Linked DNA regions of Homo sapiens: region 1 is linked to region 2. Evidence: read pairs that join two places in POLR2A ChIA-PET (ENCODE). Cell type or tissue: PC-9. All regions are shown on one strand. Links, peaks and the distances in the headings refer to the core of each region. The heading gives the core; the rest is flanking DNA.

Evidence for each region. ChIA-PET counts read pairs that join two places held together with the same protein. Peaks named below come from ENCODE experiments on the same cell type or tissue, not always from the same donor. Only the 100,000 strongest peaks of a DNase experiment are listed, where the experiment ranks them.
Region 1: POLR2A ChIA-PET joins it to region 2 with 9 read pairs; 4 of 35 experiments call an interaction of 5 or more read pairs at or near these places.

The regions. Positions count from the first base shown.
Region 1 is chr6:73,086,664-73,091,348 of GRCh38, forward strand. All of the region lies in intron 5 of KCNQ5 (potassium voltage-gated channel subfamily Q member 5), which reads left to right. Among named protein-coding and RNA genes, the nearest start is that of KCNQ5-AS1, 55 kb to the right of the region's middle. In PC-9, for the core only: no CTCF peak of the experiment used is centred there; no DNase peak of the experiment used is centred there.
Region 2 is chr6:73,031,015-73,035,699 of GRCh38, forward strand. The region is part of intron 2 of KCNQ5 (potassium voltage-gated channel subfamily Q member 5); the gene reads left to right. Among named protein-coding and RNA genes, the nearest start is that of MIR4282, 66 kb to the left of the region's middle. RefSeq lists an enhancer at 1,185-2,384. In PC-9, for the core only: no CTCF peak of the experiment used is centred there; a DNase peak (open chromatin) is centred at 1,767; H3K27ac peaks cover 972 bases.

The sequences.
Region 1 (4,685 bases), core at 1,392-3,891, 56 kb after region 2:
TGTTGGGGAAATAAAGAGCAAGCTGAGGTTCCACTTTCTAGTTAAGGAAATAAGAATCCCTACCCAAAGAAAAATACAACAGACTATCACTCACGTTAATGTTATTACGAAACAAGGAGCTGTAATATAGAGTAATCAGAGTCTCTACTGAAGATAGGTAGGAAAGGCCTCTCCAATGAGGGAGTATTTTGGATAAGACCTGAAGGATGAAAAGGAGCCCTGGGAAGAGTGAGGAAAATGGCAATTCCAGCTGAGGGAACAGCTTGTGCAAAGGCCCTGAGGCAGAAAGATCCTGGCTTGTTTGAAGAGCCAAAAGGCCACTGTCATTAAAGTGCAGTGAGCAAGGGTAAAATCAAAATGATCTTAGGTAGGTGGAGATGGCTTAATTAGTAGCTTAGAATTTATTTTGAATTCAACAGCTAGCCATTGAAGGATTTTTTAGATGGAAATAAGAAAATGATACCCCTTGCAGGTATATGAAGAAGGAACTAGAGGAAAGCAAAAGCAAAAGCAGAGAGAGCAATTAAGAGGCTACTATAGCAGCCTGGTCTACCATGGTGGCAGCAAAGACAGAGAAAAGGGGGTGAATTTGCAAAAACCTAAGGAGATCGAATCAACAGGACTTGCTGATAGATTCCGTGGGGGGAGTGAGGGAAATGAATAGTTAGGATGATTCTGAGGCTTCTGACATGAGCAAGTGGATAGATTGGTGGAGCTCTTGGTTAAGACAGGAAGGAATATATTTGGTAGAAATAAGAGTTCTGTTTTAGACACATTCAGTTAAATGACTGTGTGACATCTAAATGGAACTGTCAACTGCAGATATGTGAATTGGGAACTCAGAAAAGTGGTCTGGCCTAGAGATATAAATTTGGAGTGTTTAGCATAAAAGTGGCATTTAAATCTATGAGAACATTTAAGATCACCTGGAAAGAGAGAAAAAAGAGGGGATAGAAAAGAAAGGAAAGTCTAAGAAGAATACAATTTTTAAAAGAAGAAAAAGACTTAGAACAAAACCTTAAAAATCCAGTGTCCAAAGGTTGAAAAGGGTAAGAGGAGCCACAGAAAAAGAGCCACCAAGGAATACAAAGAGAAAACCATGGAAGTGAAGAGAAGAGTGCTTCTAGAAAGAGGTGGTCAGCTGAGCTGAATGCTTCTGAAAGGTCTGGCATCATAGAATTTGTCTCCCTCTTTATCAAACCTGCTTCTGAATTGTTCCCCCTCTTTCAAAGCCCAGGTAAGGTGGCATGACCAGAGCAACCACTTTCTCAGTGATTGCCAGTGACCACCTATCTCCACCATATTCAGTCTCTTTTTCTCAATGCTCATTGTCCTTGTTTTCTTTTTCTCTCTCTCTCTCTTTTTTTTTTTTTTTCCAGATGGAGTTTCACTCTGTTGCCCAGGCTGGAGTGCAATGGTGTGATCTTGGCTCACTGCAACCTCCACATCCTAGATTCAATCAATTCCCCTGCCTCACCCTCCTGAGTAGCTGGGATTACAGGCATGCACCACCACACCTGGCTAGTTTTGTATTTTTAGTGGAGATGGAGTTTCACCATGTTGGCCAGGCTGGTCTCAAACTCCTGGCCTCAGGTGATCCACCTGCCTCGGCCTCCCAAAGTGCTGAGATTACAGGCATAAGCCACCGTGCCCAGACTCACTGTCCTTGTTTTCTATTAGGCTGTGACATCAGAGATTACCTGGTCTTTGTGAAACTCTCCATTCTCTATTGAGTTTCCATTTATATAACCCTTTCCCGATTGTTCTACTTTTGAAAAACTTGAAAAACATGACATCCAAAGACATTCTTCTCTGACTTTCCTTTCCCTTCCATTCCTTAAATGTCTGTGTTTTTTGAGGTGTCCCTGGACCCTTTCTGTGTACCTTTTGTAATCTCAGTTATGCACATAGCTTTAACATCACCCTGTTACTGATTCTAAAACCCAAATCTCACGCCAAACCAAATTTCTCTCTCAGGACTCAAGCTCTCATTCTCAGTTTCCTGCTAGACATTTCTGCATTAGTCATACTGACATTTGAAAAACCATTATTTGCAAAACTAAACTCTTCACCTTTACTCCAAAACCTTCTCTTTTTCATTATAATGCTTTTATTTATGGTGCAACCATCTTCCCACTTAAAATTTTCAAGTCACTGTTAACTTAGTCTTTCCTTTTACCTCAATCAATAAATTTATTTCTATTGAACTTCCTAAACATTTCTCTTTACTCTCCACTCTCATAGTGTCTTAACTGGTCTCTGCACCTCTCATTTCTTCCTATTTCAATCTCTCCTGTACATTTGCTGCCATAATTTCAGCTTCTAAAAGCACTACTCTGATCACATTATGTACTTTGCTTACAAAAACCTTCCGTCAGTATTTCTGGGCTGCAAAACAAGAGAGCAGAATCCTATCCCACCCATAGGGCTTTCATTCCTTTATTCAGTAAATATATATTGAGTGACTACTGTATGCCAATCACTGTGCAAGGTGCTTGGATTCAGCAGTAAGATAAAGTCCCAACCCACATACAATTTACTTTCTAGTTGGGAAGGCAAACAATAAACAATTTAATCAATATACAATATCATTTCAGGTATTGATACATTCTATGAATAAAGATGAACAGAATAAGGATTTAGGAAACAGTTGGTAGGGAAGTAGCTTTTTTTGTTGTTGTTGATTTTCGTGGGGTTTTGTTTTGTCTTTATGAGAAAATGACTGTTATTATTATACAGTGTCCCCCAGCGATTATTTTTCTGTAAATTATTGGGGAACAGGTGGTTTTTGGTTACATAAGTAAGTTCTTTCACGGTGAGTTGTGAGATTTTGGTGCACCCATCACCCAAGCAGTATACACTGCACCCTATTTGTAGTCTTTTATCCCTCTCCTCCTTCCCATCCTTTCACCTTGAGTCTCCAAAGTTCATTGTGACATTCTTATGCCTTTGCATCCTCATAGTTTAGCTCCCACCTATGAGTGAGAACATAGGATGTTTGGTTTTCCATTCCTGAGTTACTTCACTTAGAACAATAGTCTCCAATCTCATCTAGGTGGCTGCAAATGCCATTAATTCATTCCTCTTTATGGCTGAGTAGTATTCCATCATGTATATATATATACCACAGTTTCTTTATCCACTCATTGATTGATGGGCATTTGGGTTGGTTCCACATTTTTGCAATTGTGAATTGCGCTGCTATAAACATGCATGTGCAAGTGTCTTCTTCATATAATGACTTCTTTTCCTCTGGGTAGATAACCAGTAGTGAGATTGCTGGATCAAATGGTTCTACTTTTAGTTCTTTAAGGAATCTCCACACTATTTTCTATAGTGGTTGTGCTAGTTTACATTCCAACCAGCAGTGTAGATGTGTTCCCTGTTCACCGCATCTCCACCAACATCTACTATTTTTCCACTTTTTTATTATGGCCATTTTTGCAGGACTAAGGTGGTATCACATTGTGGTTTTCATTTGCATTTCCCTGATCATTAGCGATGTTGAGCATTTTTTCATGTGTCTTGGCCATTCATATATCATCTTTTGAGAATTGTCTATTCATGTCCTTAGCCCACTTTTTGATGGGATTGTTTGTTTTTTTCATGTTGATTTGTTTGAGTTCATTGTAGATTCTAGATATTCATCCTTTGTCAAATGTATAGATTATAACGATTTTCTCCCACTCTGTGAGTTGTCTGTTTACTCTGCTGACTGTTTCTTTTGCCGTGCAAAAGCTCTTTAGTTTAATTAAGTACCAGCAATTTATCTTTGTTTTTATTGCATTCACTTTTGGGTTCTTGGTCTTGAAATCCTTGCCTAACTCAATGTATAGAAGGGTTTCTCCAATGTTATCTTCTAGAGTGTTTATAGTTTCAGGCTCTATATTTAAGTCCTTAATCCACCTTCAGTTGATTCTTGTATGTGGTGAGAAATGAGGATCCAGTTTAATTCTCCTACATATGGCTAGCCAATTATCCCAGCACCATTTGTTGAAAAGGGTGTCCTTCGCTTCTCAAAAGAAGACATTTATACAGCCAACAAAATTATGAAAAAATGCTCATCATCACTGGTCATCAAAGAAATGCAAGTCAAAACCACAATGAGATACCATCTCAAGCCAGTTAGAATGGCGATCATTAAAGAGTCAGGAAACAACAGATGCTGGAGAGGATGTGGAGAAATAGGAACACTTTTACACTGTTGGTGGGAGTATAAATTAGTTCAACCATTGTGCAAGACAGTGTGGCAACTCCTCAAGGATCTAGAACTAGACATACCATTTGACCCAGCAATCCCATTACTGGGTATATACCCAAAGTATTATAAATCATTCTACTATAAAGACAAATGCACTTGTATGTTTATTGTAGCACTTTTCACAGTAGTAAAGTCTTGGAACCAACCCAAATGCCCATCAATGATAGACTGGATAAAGAAAATGTGGCACATATACACCAAGGAATACTATACAGCCATAAAAAAGGATGAGTTCATGTCCTTTGCAGGGACATGGATGAAACTGGAAACCATCATTCTCAGCAAAGTAACTCAAGAAGAGAAAACCAAACACCACATGTTTTCACTCATAAGTGGGAGCTGAACAATGAGAACACATGGACACAGGGAGGGGAACATCACACACCAGGGCCTGTCAGGGGTTAGGGGGCTGGGGGAGGGATAG
Region 2 (4,685 bases), core at 753-3,252:
CTCCACCCTGAAGTTCCATTTCCTCCAAGAACTAAGACATTTGGAGATTCTGCCTAAAATATGCTTAAATAAAAGGGATAAACTGTCTCTCACTTTCTTTCCCCCACAGCTTGTCTTAAGAACAACGGTGTAACCATTAGTGAAAAATCCTTTCAGGCTAGTAAAATGTAAAAAGAGAAGAGGTATCGGGTAACAACAAATGAAAATAAAATCATTCAGTGGTAGAAACCATAGGAGTGAAATTAGGTAGTTACTGTCCTCCAGCTTACATTAATCAAAATAAGCCCACACTGTCACTAAGACATCTTGCAGTAAGAAGCCATTCACCCTCTCATTGCAATTAGTGTCATAAAGCTGAATAGACAGGTCAGAAATGAAAATCATAGGCCAATTAAGTTATTCTCATTTTTCCACCTCCAGCTAGCTCTTTTTGAGAATTTTGATTTTAATAGATAATAAAACAGTATGCTAATTGGGTGGTGCTGAGCCTGAAGCCGTGAACTGAAGGAAACTTCAACAAACATTTGGCTAGGGCCTGCTCTAAGCAGAGGGGCTACGACAATGGGTAAGGCATTTCTCTAGAAACCAGCACTCAGCAGAATTTCTGGCACGAGATTTTGTGAGTTTTCTAGTGGTGTGTCTTATCTTCCCCCAATAGATTATAAACTCCTCGAGGGTGACAGAACACATTGCTGATCTTTATATCCTGCATGTTTATGGTATTCGGTAGACATTTATAAAATGAATTCATGAAAAGCAGAACATCTAGAAATGAAGTCAACATTGCAGAGAAGTTAGCTATATGAAACTCTGTAAATACCCTCAAGGAAGAAGGAAGAAGCAGATTTTCTGGAAATCAAGGGACCTCCCAGTATAAGAGCAATTCCTTTGGTCCAAAGAAGGGCAGCTATAAGAACAGAGACATAACTCCTCCGTAAGAAAAGATAAAAATTCTGAAAGTTCTCTAAGAACATGCCCAGCCCTGACCTGCCTCTCACTCTCAGTAGCATGGAAGCCGTACTATCTCTTATCTTGACACAAGCATCCACTTCAATCCACAGGACAAATATCACCAATATGAGAAGATAAGATCTGTTTTATAGTCAACTTGGCTGACATGTACTAATTTCTCAAGGTCAGGATAGCTCTCTAAATAGAAATACTTGTTTGTTTTAAGGAATTTTATTTAAATTTGTGTATCTTAAATTTTAATTTTGATCTCGGCTCACTGCAACCTCCACCTCCCAGGTTCAAGCAATTCTCCTGCCTCAGCCTCCTGAGTAGCTGGGATTACAGGCACCTGTCACCATGCCTGGCCAATTTTTGTATTTTTAGTAGAGACCGGATTTCACCATGTTAACCAGGCTGGTCTCAAACTCCTGACCTCAAGTGATCTGCTTACCAAGGTCTCCCAGAGTGCTGAGATTATGGGCATGAACCACTGCTCCCAGCCTCATGTAGTTCTTAAGAGGAAGAAAAGCCTATAGATTAGTGAGAAGTAGACAAATTAGCAATTTGAATCAAATGAAAACTTGGTTTGATTTCATTCATTTTGGAGACACTTTCGGTGTTTCCATTTTGATCTGATTCAGGACATTGATCTTCGATTCTAAGTTGCACTGGTTAATTTGTGATTATTTTACAAAATCATAACAGAATACATATCTGGGTCCAGTTCAAGGTACAGCAAGCCATTTTCAATGTTTCCAGCTTGGTGTTTATGATTCATACATGAATCATTTGGGCATGCAGACACACCCAAATAGAAACCTCAAACCAATTAAGGTATAAATAGGTTTAGGATGGGGGAGGATGGACAACAAAAAAAACCTCAGTAAGGCTCCTCCACAAAGGGCACCACTTCAGCTTGGTCCCATGGGCAGACTTCACCTGTGGCAGGTGAAGGGGAAAGCCTAAGACATCCTGTGCCCTGATGCAGATGTGACTTACAGAACATAAAACGTAAAGGCAGAAGGGATCATCTGGGTGGCTGCTCATACTAGGCAGGCATTATAGCTGCTGACAAGAGCCAACCCATCCCTAAGGATCTAAAATCACTACAAGAGAGGACGGAAGTCCTCTCATCATGGCATCCCAACTAGTAACTGGGATGCATAGGGCCACTCCAGGTAGGCAGCGAGGGGTAAACCAGGAATGTCCTGCTGTTCCCACCTCTTTTCCCCAAGCAGGGGGCACCCACTTCCTGCCTCCAGCCCATATGGTCTCAATTTATGGCCTCAATACCTGATAAAAAACCAGCCGTGATCCTTCCTTAGTAACAAAGTGTCAATCAGTCATTTGGAATGGGGCATTTTCAAACTATTGCCTCCCTATGATCTTCTGAAGAACCTCTGGGATAAATGAACATTGTTATTTAGGTATGGTTAAATGAATTACTTTTCAGGAGCAGATTTATATATTAACAGGTGTGAAAAACTTGAATGGATAAATCATTTATAAAGAAATTTCAGGAATCAACTAATCCCAAGGGGAAAGACCCACTAAGACACTAGATTTTGCTGGAGCTACTCAAACAAATTCATCTATCATATCTACCTAAGCCTTCCAATCAATGAGACTAGCCGCAGTGACACTGTCTGTCAAAACTACCTCAGTCATTTTTTTCCAAGGCAGGAAGCATCCATACCCCTTCACACCTTAATCTAATTTCCCCTATCTCCACCCCACTCCCACTTCTATGACCCCCTTCCCCCCATACCCACCCCCGAAGCATCTACTAGCCAACTTAGTGAAGTTCTGTCACGCTCTCACAACCACCTCTGTGCAGCAATGATTCTGTAAATATCCATGTGTCCTCAACACCAGGTCAAATTAGTCCCTTTGGTAAAAACATTCATTCCCTCAAATTCTCTTCCAATACACTAATATACCTTCCCAAAAAGTAAGGAGAAGCTTGAAAGCTAGCTGGATTGATGATGGTATGTGATGTTCTATAAGTTATAGTTAGTAAGCATGTTTTTAGGATATTTTTCTGCTCTCCAAAGAGACACAATTCCGGAAGATATTTACTTTTGTGTATTTCCACATTTTGGTTTAAGTTTGGAGCCATCTCTAGATCTTAATTTCATTCCCCTAATATGTGTTATACTAGTAGAATTTTCCAAATTACATAGAATTATAACTGCAACTCTTCTGACTGATGCCTTTTTTTTGCATTTTATGATGCAGTTTACATCACAAATTCTTTCCCTGCAGGGATTATGTAAAGAGGCATGTTGACCTGCTAGCCCTATGTTACTTTAAGTATATGCACACACACAAAAAGGAACAAAAACAGCTGGGAATTGATTATGTTGATATTCTGAATAAAAGCAATAGTTCTAATTATGTATGTCTAATTAGCCACAGCTCTTCAAGAATTGCTGCAAATGTCACAGGGTTTATAATGTCGGCATTTCATCTTCACGAAAATGCTATTTGATGGCATAAAACCAGAAAAAACTAATGGTCACAGAAGACAGCTTGTAGATTAGACAAAGGTCACTGTGTTTTAATGAACAGTGCTGTTAATTAATGAGAAAACAACTGGTACATGAGCTTTTAAGCATTGTGAATTTGTACCCAAAAAATCAATCTGCCTAAAACAATTTTAAGTAGCTAAAAAACAAAATAACGGCAAGAACATAATTTAAACCTCAAATGGTACAGCAGAGTTATATGTATCAATTAAATTGAATCACAGTTCTCAGGTGTGACATATGAAGAGGCTTCTTTAATGCCTGGAAAAGAGGGTTAATATGGATTGGTATTCTCAATACATATTGTAGATAAAATTCAAGACTAGCTCTACCACTGCCTCTTTTCTTTTTTTTTTTTTTTTTTTTTTTTGAGACAGTATCTCGCTCTGTTGCCCAAGCTGGAGTGCAGTGGCATGATCTCGGCTCACTGCAAGCTCCGCCTCCCGGGTTCACGCCATTCTCCTGCCTCAGCCTCCTGAGTAGCTGGGACTACAGGCGCCCGCCACCACACCCAGCTAATTTTTTGTATTTTTAGTAGAGACGGGGTTTCACCTTATTAGCCAGGATGGTCTCGATCTCCTGACCTCGTGACCCACCCGCCTCGGCTTCCGAAAGCGCTGGGATTACAGGTGTGAACCACCGCGCCCGGCCACCACTGCCTCTTAGGCTTCTTAATTTCCTTATCATTTAAGAAGAATAAGAAAATTCTTCTATGTTTTACCAAAATTCTGTGAGGACAAATGAGGAACCATTGTAACTCCTACAAGGTGAGTGATAAAAATAATACACATTTATTGTCTTTGCTTTTGTAAAGAGTTATCCAAGCCAAGCTTCTAGGGGCTTAAATAAGGAAGGACAGGACCATTGTTAATAACATCAAGTTTCCACTACAGCTTTCCTCCAAACAAGTCAAATATTCTGAATATTATTCACTAATCTCTTTAGCTGCCATTTCAGTAAATAGCGAGCATTTTATTTCAACTAAAACCAAGCAAGAGAAAATGAACTGCTTTATCCTGAGGTACAGCAGCAAAGGCACCAGAACTTGTCTCATGGCTTACCCAGCAAGGGTCAGAAGAACCATCCCTAATTTAAATCATCTCGACTGAATGTAACAGATTTTTGTATTTTCAACTCATATGAAAATAAAACAATGAGACCTCATCCAAAGGGTGATTTAGAGAGTACCTCTAAACAAAACACAGT